2 separate regions of the Homo sapiens genome follow, and region 2 is linked to region 1. Evidence: chromatin loops called from intact Hi-C (ENCODE). Cell type or tissue: heart right ventricle. All regions are shown on one strand. Each heading gives the region's core, and the rest is flanking DNA. Links, peaks and the distances in the headings are about the cores only.

Evidence for each region. Peaks named below come from ENCODE experiments on the same cell type or tissue, not always from the same donor. Only the 100,000 strongest peaks of a DNase experiment are listed, where the experiment ranks them.
Region 2: it touches region 1 in a loop (8-fold over the local background); 8 of 110 quality-filtered maps call a loop at or near these places.

Annotation. Positions count from the first base shown.
Region 1 is chr10:83,878,238-83,886,575 of GRCh38, reverse strand. No RefSeq gene overlaps it. Among named protein-coding and RNA genes, the nearest start is that of LINC02650, 210 kb to the right of the region's middle. In heart right ventricle, for the core only: no CTCF peak of the experiment used is centred there; no DNase peak of the experiment used is centred there; H3K27ac peaks cover 2,029 bases.
Region 2 is chr10:84,093,691-84,102,028 of GRCh38, reverse strand. No RefSeq gene overlaps it. Among named protein-coding and RNA genes, the nearest start is that of GHITM, 42 kb to the left of the region's middle. In heart right ventricle, for the core only: a CTCF peak has its summit at 4,032; a DNase peak (open chromatin) is centred at 5,626; H3K27ac peaks cover 933 bases.

The DNA of each region.
Region 1 (8,338 bases), core at 301-8,300:
GCCATTGTTACAGAACTAGAAATGCTTTCTGAAATTACTCACCATTCTTTTAAACGCAGAGTTAAGCTTACAAGAAAGAAAGCATAATTTGTATGTGCTAGAAATGAGAAGGTTTCTGGAAAGCAGACTGGTAAGGATGGAAGCTAATCCTTCAGTGGCCTTAGTGGGTGGTCGCAGATTGTAGAATTCAGCCAGCTAGGGGTGTGACTCTGAAAACACGCATGCAGAATGAAAGTAAGTCCTGCCATTGCACATGGCAGCATGCTGAAACTGAGACCCCTGCATAAAGCAGTGAAGGTAGAAGGACCGCGGTGGGTGAGTGGGAAAGACAACCAGAAAAAATGCACTTTCCAACACAGACACAGGCAGACGGCAAAAAAATTTTCTGTTGCTGCTTGGACCCTGGGTAGGAAAAACATTCCCTAGGATAATTTGTGACCATGGGTTTGTGTCCCCAACAGTTGAAGTTCTAATTTTTATAATTAGTTGGCTCAGGGATCCTCAAGCTGAAGGGAATCTGAATTTTAAAACTTCATGTGAGAAAAATCATAAATAACTGCATGCTGATAAATTTGAATATTTTAGTGAAGAATCCTTTATATTCACTATATTCATCAAAATAATTTATAAAGAAATATAAAATTCCCATAAAAAGAGGTGAATCAGTTATTAGCAATTTACCCAGTTGCTCCAATGTTAATGAAAAATAGATCCAGACTATGTACAGACATCTTCTTCCAATCCTTTGAGCAATAGATAATCTTTATGCAAATATTTTCAGAGAATAGAAAAGAAGGAAAACATCCCAGTTAATTTTGTAAGGTCATTAGCACCTTGATTCCAAAATCAGGCAAAGGCATCATGAAAAATAAGATTTGCAGGTTAATTATGGTCAGAGAGGCAAAAGTCCTAAATGAACTATTAGCAGACTAAACCTAGGGGTGTCTGAGTGTGTGTGTGTTTGTGTGAAAGAGAATGGGAAGGAGAATATCGAAACACATTCATATTATTTATGAAATAATTCATGCTATGTAGGTTCTTCCCAGAAATGTAGTGGTAGGTTTTGTTTGCTTTGTTTTTGTTTTGGTTTGTTCTGTTGTTTTTTTTTTTTTAGATATAGGGTCTAACTATATTGCTTAGGCTGGCCTTGAACTTCTGGGCTCAAGCAGTCCTCTCGCTTCAGTGTCTGAGTATCTGGGTCTACAGGTGCATGTCACCACACCTGGCTCATAGGGGTAGTTATAGTTGAAAAAAGGTAACTAAAAATCTTTTAAAACAGAAATGAAAGGGAATGTCTCCTAACTAAAGATGGTATTTACTAAATGCCTGCAGTATTTATCATGCTAAACAGTGAAATACTAGAAGCATTGCCTAAAAAGTCAGCTATAAATCAAGAATACCCTCTATTACTATTTCTATTCAGTATTGCATTGGAAATTTGAGGCAGTATACTAATATTGGGTTGAACCACATAAAATTGATGATAATCAAGTATTTCTGGCTGATATGGTTTAGCTGTGTCCACACCCAAATCTCGTGTTGAATTGTAGCTCCCATAATCCCCATGTGATGTGGGAGGGACCCAGTGGGAGGTAATTTAATCATGGGGGCAGGTTTTCCCATGTTGTTCTCATGATAGTGAATAAGTCTCATGAGATCTGATAGTTTTATAAAGGGGAATTCCCCTACATATATGCTTTCTTGCCCGCTGTCATGTGCCTTTGTTCCTTCTTCAGCTTCCACCGTGATTGTGAGGCCTCCCCAGCCATGTGGAACTGTGAGTCCATTAAACCTCTTTTTTTTTTTTTTTTTTTTATAAATTACCCAGTCTCTGGCATATCTTTATTAGCGTGTGAGAACAGACTAATACACTGACCAACAATCTAATTTTAGGAAAGAAAGAGAAGACATGGAGTTTAAAAATGAAGAACTCAAAGTAATGTTACTCATAGAAAATATGCTTATCTGCATAGAAAATTTAAGAGATTTTACAAAAAGTTATTTGAACCAAAGAGCTCACAAAATTGCTGGACACAAGATTAATACTCAAAATCCATTGTGTATTAACACATAGCAACAAATAATTTAAAAAAATTTAATACCAGTATGGAGACAAAACTATGGGATTAGAGATAATGTATAGAGATAAAATAACGAAACATGACCTAAAGACTTAAGAGCTAAGTTATAGCATGAGTCAACATTATAAGGATTGTTATTATCAAAAAATTATTTCATAAACCATGAGATTATGATCAAAATTTCAACAAGGTATTTATAGAACTCAGTGTTCTGATTCTAAGATTCTAAGGGAAAAGGAGGCCAAGAATATGTACAGCCAAACAATAAGAAGCTATAATAGTTAAGACAGTTTGATATTTGCACAGTGAGTTCATTTTTGTGTTGCCATAAAGAAGTACCAGAGGCGGGGTAATTTATAAAGAAAAAAGGATTAACTGGCTTATGGTTCTGCATGCTGTAGAGGAAGCATGGTGCCAGCATCTGGTCCTGGTGAGGGCCTCAGGAAGCTTACAATAATGACGGAAGGCAAATCGGGAGCAGGTTCATCGCGTGGCAAGAGTGGAAGCAAGAGAGAGAAGACAGAGGTCCCAGACTCTTGTAAACAACCAGATCTTAGCATGAATTGAGAGTGAGAACTCCCTCATTACTGTGAGGACTTCACCAAGCCATTCATGAGGGATCTGCTCCCATGACCTGGACACCTCCCACCAGGCCCCACCTCCAACAGCAGGGATCACACTTAAACATGAGATTTGGAGGACACATACATGCAAACCATATCACATAGGCTTAGTCAAATAGAATAATAGTATAGAAGAGAGAACTCAGAGACAGAACTACACATGAAACTGAGCTTGATACATGGTGAATGGTATTAAACATGGCAGAAAACAGATGGACTATTCAATTATTTTTTCTAGGACAATAGGCTAACCATACAGGCAAAGAAAAAGATAAAATCATGTACTAATTTCAAGTTTTCCCAATATAAAATCAAGAAAAACTACACTAAAACATGAAAGAAAAAATTGTAAATCTTCTAGAATAAAGGAGAATATCATAATGTCACTGAGTAGGGATATGTGTTTTAAACATAAAGTACAATCTGTTTTAAAATTAAAAACCTATGTAGGATAAGATATTTAGAAAAATGAAATCATAAAAAGATTTGTATGTAGAATATATTTGTATGTCTACAAATCAAGAAAAAGACAAACAAGTCAACAGAGGAAATATAGGCAAAATACATGAGTGAACAATTCACAGAGGAAGAAATCTGAATGGCCAAAAAAAAAAAAGAGAGAATAAAAGTAAAACAGGATTTCCACCCTCTCTAGTAATGTTAATTAGAACAAACATGAGATATAATTTCCTACCTACAGAATTGTTAAGGATTATTGACTAGTAACGTGTTTGATGAAGATGTAGGAAAGATGAATTATAAATTGCTGGTGGGAGTTAAAATCAGTACAAATAATTAAGAGGACAAATTGTCAATTCTCAACAAAGTTGAAAATATGTATATCCTATGACCTGGCAATGTCACTTCTTACCTAGGGAACCTCCGATGTGAATAAACAAGAGACACGGGCAAGAATCTTCATTTCAGCATCATTTGTAATTGCCAAACAGTGACAATAAATGGACTACTCTTCAGGAAGAGAATGGGTAGATTTATTATGGGTTATACATCCAATAAAATACTCTCACGTGGTGGTTAAAATGAATCACATAGATCTTCATGCACCAACATAGAGGATCTGGCTAAAGATTTTAAACTGTATCCTTGAACAATAAAGAGTTCAGAGGATTTTGAGTAGGAATCATGATATGTCTAAAAGTTTTCTGGAAGCTAGTCATTTGTGTGTGTGTGTGTGTGTGTATGCACTTGTGTGCACGTGTGTGTGTGTTCTGTGGAAAGAAGTATGGTATCACTGTTCTGAGAGGTTAAAAGAAGATGGAGAGAACCATGGATGAAGCTGGAAACCATCATCCTCAGCAAAGTAACACAGGAACAGAAAACAGAACACTGCATGTTCTCACTCATAAGTGAGAGCTGAGCAATGAGAACACATGGACACAGGGAGAGGAGCATCACACACCAGGGCCTGTCGGGGGGTTGAGGGAAAGGGGAGGGAGAGCATTAGAACAAATACCTAATGCATGTAGGGCTTAAAGCCTAGATGACGGGTTTATGGGTGCAGCAAACCAGCATGGCACATGTATACCTATGTAACAAACCTGCATGTTCAGTACATGTAACCCAGAACTTAAAGTACAATAAAAAAAGAATAAAAATTTAAAAAAAAAAGAAGAGAGAGAGACCAAGAAGAAACTGAACTGTAACTAAGGAAGGATTGAAATTTATAAGCCAGGTTGACCAACCCTATATGAAGTCAGTTCCTACCTGACAACAAGTTAGATTTGAGTGTATCCACAGTCCATTTTGTTTTTTGGGAAATGAAAATGGAAGATATTGAGCAGTAACTACTGAGACAACTGCTGAGAAACATTTTGTAAACTACAAAGTACTGTGCACAAGCCAGGAGGTTTTGGTTTTCTTACATAAACAGTCAGCCAGGATTTCTTTCCCGGAGAGAGCAGATCTTTGGCAAAGCCCCCTCTGTTCCACTCAGCAGATCCTGGAGAAAAGCACCTTAACCCAGCAGTTTGGACTCAATTAAGGAATGTTGGCAGCTGTCTCTAGAGCTTAGCAAACAAGCTGTGATTTTTTGCCAACTGCATTATTAATTGCCTGGGTAAAAGAACAAGGCCAATTTAAGTCCCTGATTTCACCAGGGAGCCTTGAGCCTTTGCATGAGAAGTGAATGACATGGGCTTCAATTTCAGGAGCTTGAAGCAGGCTCATGGCTCCACTCACTGTTGCTAACCAAGGGAAATACCCCAAATCAGATTAATTGACGTGATCCTGGGAAAGCCTGAAGGGTTGTTAATGATTCTGTCCCTTGTGTGAAGAAGGAAAAAACAATCTAAAGAGACAAGGTGGTTTCTGAAGATAAAAGACAAGGGGAAAAGAATCAGGCTTTTGTTTTTCAAGGGTCTGAAACAAGTGAGTTCTGTTAGACCTTTAAAAGGCCAGTTCTCAATTTATCTGCATTTGGGGTGTTTTCCTGTTGGATTCACTGCCCTTTCCAGAAGTAGCCTATACATTTTTCAGTCCTAGTTGCCTAGGGAAAAGAAGTGGGAATTATGTGTCATAAAATGGTACAATGCTTGTGCAAGTGACTGTCAAGATGAGATGGTGTCTGATTGTGTCTTGGTGGAGAAAGGAGAAGGGGACTCACTATGAGAAAGGGCTTGGAGAGTAGGGGCCTCAAACTTCATGCTAAAAATTCTGTCCAGATCTGGTACAGTGTATGTGACTAGAAAAACAAAATCTCCAAACCAGAGCCCTTTGTTTTGAGGCCTGTCTCTATCCAAAAGAGAACTGATCCAGTCTCTTTCTCTAGGTTTTATTCCACCCTCCACTTAACAGTTTAGAACCCTGCATGCTATTCTCTGTCACAGAAAACTTTGACAGACACAAGTAAGATCCAAGCTTTTGGTTTGATGTTGAATTTCCTAATCTCTCCTTTCCCAGAAAAAGGCGAGGGGTACCATCTTTGGGGCCCAAATGAAGGTATCGTTAGGCTACTGAACTGTGTGGCATTGGGGGTAGCATTTGGACCCTCCAGCCATTAGGACCAGGTACTATGTATACTCTTTTGGGCATGAATGACTTTTGCTGATGCTTTCACTAGAAGGTTTGCCTAAATAAAGGGTGAGGAGTGCAACTAAGCTTCCTTTGGCCAGTTCCCAATTGCTAGCAAGTAAAAACAGAAGTAATCTCAATGAATACGCAATTCTGAGCCATGGAGTGTTAGATTTTGTGAGGCTAGTCAAAGGCTGAGTGTCATGGGAGGTACTTGTGAGCAGGAGACTCAACAGGCACAGAGGCTACCCTCGTGTGAGTCCCTCCCAGGGCTGTCATGGGCTGCAGGTGCACAGGTCATGATGGGGACATTTGGGTGTTGAGGCCTTCTTAGCTGGCAGTGTACGTTTTCTGAAACTTGAAGAATCCTAGTATAAGTAAGGAAGATGAGGTCATAGGTGAGCATGTCCGGTTTGGCGTGGCCTGCCATGTGGGAAGTCTGTTTGCCAAAGATACACTTTCAGTTGTTTTCCAGCAGTGAATCTGTGTGAACCTTATCCTCGTGATGAATGCCTGCCCATCCCGCCACTCAAATTGTCATCATAATATCAACCTTTTTGATTCCAGCAGCATACGGGGGAATTATGGTAGAGCTGGGGCTACAGAGATCTTACAATTTGCAGCACCTACCCTCAAGGAGTTTTCAATTTGTTTGGAAAGAGGGAGGATGAAGGGAAATATGGGGAAAGATGAAGAGACTGCTCATTCTGGAACATTTAGAATGTTCCAGGCACCAGGGTGGTGCCTACTATGTTATCTCACTGGGCTCTTCAATTACTTTGTTTATGTTATAATATTCATTCTACAGATTAGGAAACTCAGGATGAGAGAGAGTAAGTGCCTGAAGTTACCCAGCTTGGAGCTATGGTGCAGGCAGCCTTGGAAGCCCAAACCTGCTGCGTTGAACTCTCACTAGCACTGCACCACACTAATGTATGCAAGACTTGACTAATGATGGATTACTTATGACTTTCAGCAAATGTATCATCAGGCAGTATTGTGGATGGGTCCCTAGGATAGTGCGGCTATGTGTGGCCTCTGCATGGAGGTGAGCCTTATCTGGAGAAGCCATGCCAGAGGAAGAATGGTACATTTTGGGAGATGAGATTTAAGAGCCTGGCAAGAATGAGACGGGGCATCCCTGACCATCAAGACTCGCACCTTCCCTCTAGTCCTTCACTAGTTAGAAAACCAAAGGCCAGAGCCCTGTGACCTAGTGGAGGAAAGGCAGAGCAACTGGTGAGGTTGGAAGGGAGTAGAGGAAGCAGAGGTGAAAGGGTGATGGGGAAAGGAGGAGGCATCTAGAAGATATGAGAAGTAACTGTGTCTATAATCCTTTAATGGTAGAAAGTCATGGTGGAAGGGTTGCATGCTATTTCCAACAGGAGCTGACCTCTCTCCAAGGTAATGCTAAGTGAGATCCAGTTTCTGTTCCAAGAGGAGAGTGCTGCCCAAGGAGCTTCTCCCTGCAGGCTCAGCCATCTGTGTCCCCAGGTCAGTGCTCATCCAGGCAGGTGCGTAGCAGGTGGGTTCTGCATGGATCTGGCTCCCCATGACAGTGCTTGCATTTGCCTAACTCCCCAACACCTGTGGGCTGCTGCACTTGGCCCTTGCAGAGCTTGCTGGCTCTCTGGCCTGAGGGCCAGGCTGATCCAGCCCACTTGCTTGGGCTCTGACATACTACATGACAGTTGCCAGCCCAGATTCCTGGCTGGGGTCCTGATGGAAGCTTGTGTGTTCCCAGGAGCTAGGATTTTGCTGCCAGGAGACACCTAGGGTTGTCCACCCCCTGCCCATTCCCATCACTACTTTTTCTCACCCCACATCCAATGCCCGGGGACATTGACACCTGCTGAAATCAATGCCTGAGCCATCCTCCTCTTTTTGGGCTGACATGGGAGTGGGGAAGCTACCCATCCTCTTAGAATTAGCCCTATAGCTGAGCAAAAACAAAACCAAAGCCAAAAAACTACACTTACCCTTCTTTCCCCATCTTGTTATTCAGGGGAAATGTGAGAAATAGCTGGAAAGGAATGTAGAGGTTACTGTGAAGGAGGTGGGAGAGGGGGTAGGGCTCTAATTGTAATTAAATAGTATTTTATAAAAATACAGGGAATTATTGAAAGATTGTAAGGAGGGAAGTGTCCTGATTAGACTGTGGTTCAGAGCTGTGGCAGGTGTATGGGCAGGCAAGGGAGATGAGGGAGGCCAGGGGGCCAGAGGAAGGGCACTGGCTGCAGTCCTTGGGGCAGTGGGCTGTGAGTGTGGCTTGAGACAAATGATGGGGGTGACAAGCCCTGCAGAGGCAGGAACAACCTTTCAGCTTTGCTCTGCTCCCTCAGCCCTGTGTGTTCAAGACTGGGAGGGGAGACTGGGGTAAGTTTCTCACCACCACCCTACTCAGTGTCCAGTAACCTCACCCTTGTTTCGTGAGTGTTTAGATATTCTAGGATTGAAAAACTGGTTGTCTACTTGGAATAAAATGCATGGTTCCTTAGTTATCTTGTCACATAACAAATTACCCACAATACATAACAACTTAAAACAACAAATATTTCTTACTTCATAGTTTCTGAGGGTCAGGGATCAGGGAGTGGATTAGCT
Region 2 (8,338 bases), core at 155-8,154, 220 kb before region 1:
CAATCCAAGAAAATCTGTCAGATTACCTTTGTTTACTTCCATTCCAACAAGATACTCTGAACACAAATCTAAAAATCTTCTCAGCTGACTGCCCTCCAGAATCAGACTAGTTTGTAGACCGCTTCAGACATTAACCTTTGTTTTTCTTTTGCTTCTATAGGAGTACTGCTTTCTAAATGTTTGTTTGCCTATACCACATAGAAAACTAATGTGATGAAAACCCACCTACAACATCACCTCCTGGAATTAGACACAGCTGTTCAACTGAATCTGACTGTTCTCAGGACTAAAAGATTATTTCAATAGGATATGGGACAATGTACCCAAACTTGTTCTTTTTTCTGGTTACATGTTTTTTTCCCTACTTGCCAATCCCTTGTCTCAAAACCTCTAACTCAAATCTCTCCAAAGCTACCAACTTAGATTTTCATATGTAAAACTTTCTGAAAGTAACGTTTCAAAATGGGTCTGAAGGAAACTAAAATATTTCTCCCCCAAATATTGAAGACTGTTAAGTTAAAGACACTGAAAAGGCGTTGGAACACTGTCCCAGCCTCTATTTGCCCAGTGGATAAATCTTTCCTTACTGGAGACAATACTTGCTTATTAACTCAGAGAAGGACCCACAAGCACCAGGGGAATCTGGGAACAGGTTTTACTATTTGCCCATATTTGAATGCCTTTTAAAAGACTGGAACTGCTGTCTACTATGACTAGTCACTATATAGATTTATGGTTATTTGTTAAAATGCTATTCAAGCATGGCGCCAAGCCACTGCCTTGTGAGAGAAATGCTCTTGAACTGAGGCCTCTCCCGTGTGATGAGTACAACATGTGTTAATACATTTCTACATGTTTTTCTTTTGTTAATCTGATTTCTACACTTTCAGGAGAGTGTCTCAGCTAAGAATCCAAAAGAGAAAGAAAAAAATGTTTTCTCTCCTACAGTGTCTACTGGACATTTGGTGTGGGAAGAAAACCCTCCACACATCTGGTCACAGAAGCATTCTGTGTTGAGTGTGTGAGTAGGAGGAGAAAAACTGTTTCTTCCTTTCAGCCTGTTTTCTCTGGGATGATTCCTCACCCTTCCTCTTCTCTGCATTGCAGGGGACTAGTCATGTGTGCTGCATTTCCTAGGCCTCTGTTTTACTGGCTTCTGGTCGGGTTCAATCAATGAAATACAGGAGGAATGAAGAAATCAGCGTATGAGTCTCCTATCCCCATGCCTCTAGTCGAATCCGACCGTGGCTGTGTCTTCTTTGCGGCTCTAGTTTCTTCTAGGTGACCTGGCCCATGTCTGGGATCTGCTAACATTGCCTCCTGCTTTGTCCCTCAAGCCTAAGGAAGGCTGTGAATGTCCACTGTCTGTAATGCCTGTGTTGCCTTTCACCCTTGTTTGGTTCTCATTTCTTCCATTATTTATGCAACTGATTTTCTCCATTTAAGTCCCCCAGTTTAAATACTTACAGTGATTTCTGTTTCCTTGGAAAACCGAATAGATTAGGACATTTTCAGGCATTCATGGAATCAGGTGGCTTATCTCTAGCATAATCCTTAGGAAGTGCCATGATGATATGTTCTAGAAAAATTAGGAAGGAATTCCAAAAAGAGGATGAACCCCATTCAAGAGGGCAAGAGGGCACAGTGGGTCCAATCTAAGAGGGCAGTGAGGGGAAATCCAGGCAAGAGCCATGGATTTAGCCTGGAGCACAGTTTATCTTGAAATAGCGGTACAGGAGGCTCAAAAAAGGCCATTTGAAACCTCCCCCAAAATAAAAGTCACGTGAGACCACAAGTCACTGTAACCCAAACTGAAACAAAATAAAATATGCAATGATTTTAACACAATTGGTAGAGTGTAAGATAACCCATTTCACCTTGATACAGGGATCACGCTCCTCTCTGTGGCCCACGGATTGGCACTGAACTTGCAAAAAGGGAAATATAATCTTAGCATTACATTTGGCTTTGCAGTAAAAAATATTTAGAGTCATATTAATGTAAATACTGCTTATTGGCTTTTAGCTCTTAAAGTCAACCTAAGTAGAAAGAGTGGAAGGCTTGGTCGTAGTTACAGCTGAGAATATAAACGTTAACAACCTTAGTACTGTAAAATGAAAGTGAAGTTGCAGAAGGTCAAGGGAGGAGAGTTGAGAGGGAGGGAATGAGTATCAATATTCCCATTTTGTGAAGGGAAGAATGAACCCACTAAAGTTGATGAACAAATAGAGGACTACTACATTACTTAAAACTATTAAGGTAGCCTGTAGTGAAATTAAAAACAGTATTATAATTGCAAACATTGGGGAATGGGAGCAGAAAATGTGCATTCAATAGATATTGCCTCTAATTCTTAGATCTTCTACAGGCTGTCTCTGGGGCAAGGAAGGTGGGAGACATGGTGAGGGAGGGAGGGCAGGGAGGGTGAGGTAGTCTATGTTTCTTTCCAGTGTAAACTTTCTTTTTTATCCTTTTCTCTCTTTCTTTCTTTTTTTGAGATAGAGTTTCACTCTTGTTGCCCAGGCTGGAGTGAAGTGGCAGGATTTTGGCTCACTGAAACCTCTGCCTCCTGGGTTCAAGTGATTCTCCTGCCTCAGCCTCCCGAGTAGCTGGGATTACAGGCATGTGCCACCATACCTGGCTAATTGTGTATCTTTAGTAGAGAGAGGGTTTCACCTCTTGGTCAGGGTGGTCTTGAACTCCTGACCTCAAGTGATCTGCCTGCCTCGGCCTCCCAAAGTGCTGGGATTACAGACGTGGGCCACGGCGCCCTGCCCAGTATTAACTTTATTTTATTCTTTAGGTTGTTAACATGTGTATCTATTACTTTAACACTTAGAATATATTTAGATGGTTTTAGAATGTATTGGAATAAATCAGAATAAAATGTTGACAGTTTGTCTCTGGAAAGTGAAATTGTATTTCCCCCCTTCTTTTTGCTTTATCTTTTGTGTTATGAGTATTTATTTACTTTTTCATAGAAGCATTTGTTTATGTTGAAAAAATGAGCAACTCTTCCACTTTTCTTCATCTTGGAGAAAGTTAAGTTCAAACTCTGTATTATCAAGAGGCAAGAGTGGGTAGTGGCTATCAGTGTGGTTCAAACCTTACTAGCCATGTGATGTTGGGCAAGTTATGTAACTTTGTGGTGCTTCTGTTTCTTATCTGTACAATGTAGACATGAAATGTTGTACCTGCTGATTAATGGCTATTCTGAGGATGACACGAGGGAATCTATAGTAAATGTGCGGAATGGTGTCTGGCTTGTGGCAAACTCTCTGCAAGTGCTTACTATTTTATTGCTTTGGCTCCAGGATAATCTTCCAAATGTCTCTTTCTGCACTTGCTTTCTGAACTGTTTGCTGTTCTTCCTACGCAGATTTTATTGTCCCACTTTTCCCTTCTCTCTCAATCTCTTCATTTCCCAATCAAATTCTTCCTTCTAGGTCTAGCTCATGTACCACTTCTCCATGTAGCTTTCCCTGATCTGCCCAGCTAGAAGTACCTTCTCTTTCTTTTATACGCCATACCTTTCATCTATGCCATGAGTCTTATGGCACTTCATACTTCTGATGTGGGATACTATTTTTTCCAATTAGGTCAGATGTTACTGGAGAACGGAGTATTTTAAATTACCTGGCAGAAAGTAAGTACCCCCAAAATGTTTTAAAATATAAATAAACAAGTTAAAGAAGAAAAGTACAAGCAATGTTGTATCTTAGTTAAAATAAAAGACTCAGTAGTCTTTCCCTCTCTGGTAAAATTGCTATTATGCTGGTTTCTCTTGTTTCTTTCTTACAATAGTCTGGGATAAGACTTAGAAGGGGCCTTAATAATAAACCATGTTTTCCAATTACAATAAATCTTCTGTGGCTCAGTGCTGGGGCTCATTAGAGTAAGTTCCTTTTGTTTATTGAACAAAGACCAGAGTTTTTTTTTTTTTACTACAATGCTGCCTCATTTCTTCATGACATTTGATCCAGTTCAATTGTTGCAGAAAGACCCTATTTACTAATAGCAGAATTTTTTATTGTTTCTATAGGTGGCGCTAGCTGTGCATGTTAAAGTCACAAATCAGGCTGAAAATGAACCTTGCCTAGAAATAATCGAATGTCCATTTGCTTTTCATTCTTTCTCTTAAGCTTTTTTCTTCTTTGTATTTATTTACTGTTCAAAAATTTCCCTAAGCAATGTTCTGCAGATGCGGCACTCGAATAGGTCATTAAAATCAGGTCCATTAACATGGGACCATTTTTAATATCTTTGGATAATTCAGGCTTTAAAGAAAAGAAAATATTAATAATGAAAAACCTTAAATTATTTATAGTGATTTTGAATCTGTTATGCTGTAGGATTAATTTGAACAGATTATGTCTCGATCATTCCTGATTAAATGCCGAATGCTATTTATTAATATCAATGGAAGTACGCCTATTCTAGCAGTTCATATTTTATATTTCATGCCTAACCCCCCATAGCCTTATTATACCTCTAAGTAAAATGCTGACATTTCTTCCTTCAATATTCTTTTTTTGTATTATGAGTCTGAGCATTTAATGTTATTAAGTTTAAGGCAGTGTTTTATGTTTGAAAAATAATTTACAGCAGAGACAAAAGGTGAGCATCTTGTGCTTTGGCCCATGAGTCCAAGGCCTAAACACACCTGGTAGTAAGCTCAATGAGACAGAGTAAATCAGAGGCAGTGTTCTCTGCTTCTCTTTCCTTTTTTTTTTTTTTTTTTTTTTTTGAGATGGAGTTTTCCTCTCATTCCCCAGGCTGGAGTGCAATGGCGTGATCTTGGCTCACTGCAACCTCTGCCTCCTGGGTTCAAGTGATTCTCCTGCCTCAGCCTCCCTGAGTAGCTGGGATTACAGGCACATGCCACCATGCCCAGCTAATTTTTGTATTTTTAGTAGAGACAGGGTTTCACTATGTTGGCTAGGCTGGTCTCGAACTTCTGACCTCAAGTGATCCACCCTCCTCGGCCTCCCAGACTGTTGGGATTACAGGCGTGAGCCACTGCACCCAACCTCTGCTTCACTTTTCAAAACATATTCCCCAGGGTTCTTGACACACACACACACACACACATGATCAACATTGTCTATGTGTAAGAAGTTGATCAGAGGAATTGCAGTGGATACATGGAGAGAAGTGCAGCCTATATAGACAGTATGGCACTGACTGTGGGGAAAGTGAATAACGTTTCTAGAGGTAAGGATGTCTTCATGGGAGTGCGACCTGTGCAGTCACCTAGAGCCCTCTGCTTAGAACTCTGTGCTTGATTTAATGCTCTGTTTTTGCTGTCTTGAAATTTGTAATTTTTTAAAACATTTTTGTTTTGTGCTGAGCCCTTCAAATCATGTATCTTGCCCTATTTATAGGTTTAATGGCTTTAAAAACAAGCTGCAGGGCTAAAGAATTATAATATAATATTAAAATAATAGAATTATTATTAAAAATGTTATAAAGAATTAGGCTACATTAAAGAATTGTAATAGAATTATCCTATGTGACTATCTTGAAGGCTTTGAGATTGAGTGAAACAGAGATTCAATAAGAAATTCCTTGGAAATGACCCCAGCACATTGTCAGTGGGCCATGGGGCAGCTTTCCCTGTAAAGCCTCAGCGTAAGGCAGCTGAAAACTCTGCTGCCAGCATTTGCTCACCCAGATTTCAAAACGCACAATCAGCATGCTCATTCTGACAACTTTTTTGTTAAGGATTTTTGACACTTTTCCAGAAATACTCATATCACTTCCCATCGCATTCATTTCCTGTGTGGATGTTGCACAGAACATATTTTCTGATAGGTGGAGTGCATTTCCTTGCCAGGCCTGCTAAGTAAGACAATTAGCAAAGATAGAATCAAGTCACCTATATATTTAGCCTAGTGCAGTGGCAACAAACCTATAATTGCATTAGTAAATAGGGTGGTTTTAAAATTTGAAGCTGAAACTCATAACTACATTCTTGGCACCCTTTTGCAGAGGGGGAGAGAGAGAGAGGGAGGACTTTATCAGCTGTTCACATGGCTGTGTTCATCAGCAGAAAATAAATGAGTCTGTGCTTAATACAAATTCTCCTTGCAGCGAGCTTGCACTGAAGTTTTTAAAATTAGTTCTGGGGGAGAAATCTGAGCCTGCCATCATGGCTTTCCCTCCTGCTATACATTCTAGATGCCTCTCTTGGTATGTTGTACAGGGTTTGAGGGGCTTATCTATTGCAGCTATTTATATTATCATATCTATTTAATAAGACAAATTTTCTGTTACAGCCTTTATAATAAGCATTTTAACAGCAACACATGGAGACAGCATTCATATCACCATGGACTTGGCTCAGCAGATTTTCTGAGAACACTTGAATATTTAGCATGTTGGGTTTCTTGAGCCTTGTCCTTGAAAGAAACTAGAATAATATTTAGATCTAAATCCCTTTATGTAGAAGCACTTATGTTCATTCATTTATTATCCATTTGCTACTTATTCTTGGTTCTTGCTTTAGAAATAAATATAAATTTGAAGTTTGAAGATTTATACCGGGCAAAGGCTCTAAGGTTGAGGTCAGTGATAGTTGGAGTTAAAAGAGATCTTAACATTCTCTTGTGTGGCCCTTCCAGAAAAAGGAAGGAGTTTATTCAAAGTTAACAGATTAATTAGTATCCACTTTAAATATCTAGCCTCCTTTGAGGCTATTTTCAAGGAAAGAAGTCATCATGTATCTCAGAACTACCAAGCTTAGAGTAGATGGGAGCCATACAGCTTGCACACTAACCACAACATTCGAATTATTAAGACAGTGGGGAAGCAGCATTTGCTTCCTCCTGCCAGGTTGTGAGTGCCCATGAGCCAGGGCCTCTGAGAAGTAGAGCTGAGCTTTTGCTCTGAAGGGCTAATGACAAAGACTGTTTGGGATGTGATGTGGTTTGGCTGTGTTGCCACCCAAATTTCATCTTGAATTGTGGTTCCCATAATCCCCACTTCTCATGGGAGGGACCCAGTGGGAGGTCATTGAATCATGGGGGCAGTTACCCCCATGCTGTTCTGATAGTAAGTGAGTTCTCACGGGATCTGATGGGTTTTTATTTTTTTGGAGATGGAGTTTTGCTCTTGTTGCCCAGGCTGGAGTGCAGTGGTGTGATCTCGGCTCACTGCAACCTTCACCTCCCGGGTTCAAGGGATTCTTCTGCCTCAGCGTCTGGAGTAGCTGGGATTACAGGCATGCTCCACCATGCCTGGCTAATTTTGTATTATTAGTAGAGACGGGTTTCTCCATGTTGGTTAGGGGGGTCTCGAACTCCCGACCTCAGGTGACCTGCCCGCCTCGGCCTCCCAAAGTGCTGGGATTACAGGTGTGAGCCACTGTGCCTGGCCTGTGTTTTTTTTTTTTTTTTTTTTTTTTTTTTTTTTTTTTTGAGGCGGATTCTTGCTCTGTCACCCAGGTTGGAGTGCAGTGGTGTGATCTCGGCTCATTGCAATCTCCGCCTCCCAGGTTCAAGCGATTCTCCTGCCTCAGCCTTCTGAGTAGCTGGACTACAGGCACCCACCACTACACCTGGCTAATTTTTTACTTTTGGTGGAGACGGGGTTTTACCATATTGGCCAGGCTGGTCTCAAACTCCTGACCTTGTGATCCGCCGATCTGATGGTTTCATAAGGGGCTTTCCTCCTTTGCTCGGCACTTCTCTCTCCTGCCACCTTGTGAAGAAGGACAGGTTTTCTTCCCCTTCTGCCATGATTGTAAGTTTCCTGAAGCCTCCACAGGCATGTGGAACTGTGAGTCAATTAAGCCTCTTTCCTTTATAAATTACCCAGTCTTGGGTGTTTTTTCATAGCAGTGTGAGAATGAACTAATATAGGAAGAATCAGATCTCTGCATCATTTTACCAGAAATCAATTCTTTATCTTGCAATTTCTGCAGGAGATCATGGTATTTAATTATAATTTTATATAGTTTGAGGTCAGTAAAGCACTGCTGATACAATCGTTGTTTTACAACAGTTTAGGATTGAACTGAATCAACTGAAGGATAGACTTCAGTTAATTTCAGATGTAACATAGCAAACATTTATAACGTAAAAACTGGGAGAAAAACCAGTTTGTTCCTTTGTAGATGTGTGGGGATAGTGGTGAGAATTTATGGATTAAGATTTTCTTTCTTATTTGGAGTTCCATTAATGTAAGGTAAAATGCTGTCCTTATGGTAAAGCAATTCATTTGCTATTTTTGTAGTCTCATTTAAAAAAGAATGTTTAAAATAGGTGAACATGGTGGCACATGCCTGTATTCCCAGCCACTTGGGGCTGACACAGGAGGATCTCTTGAACCCAGGACT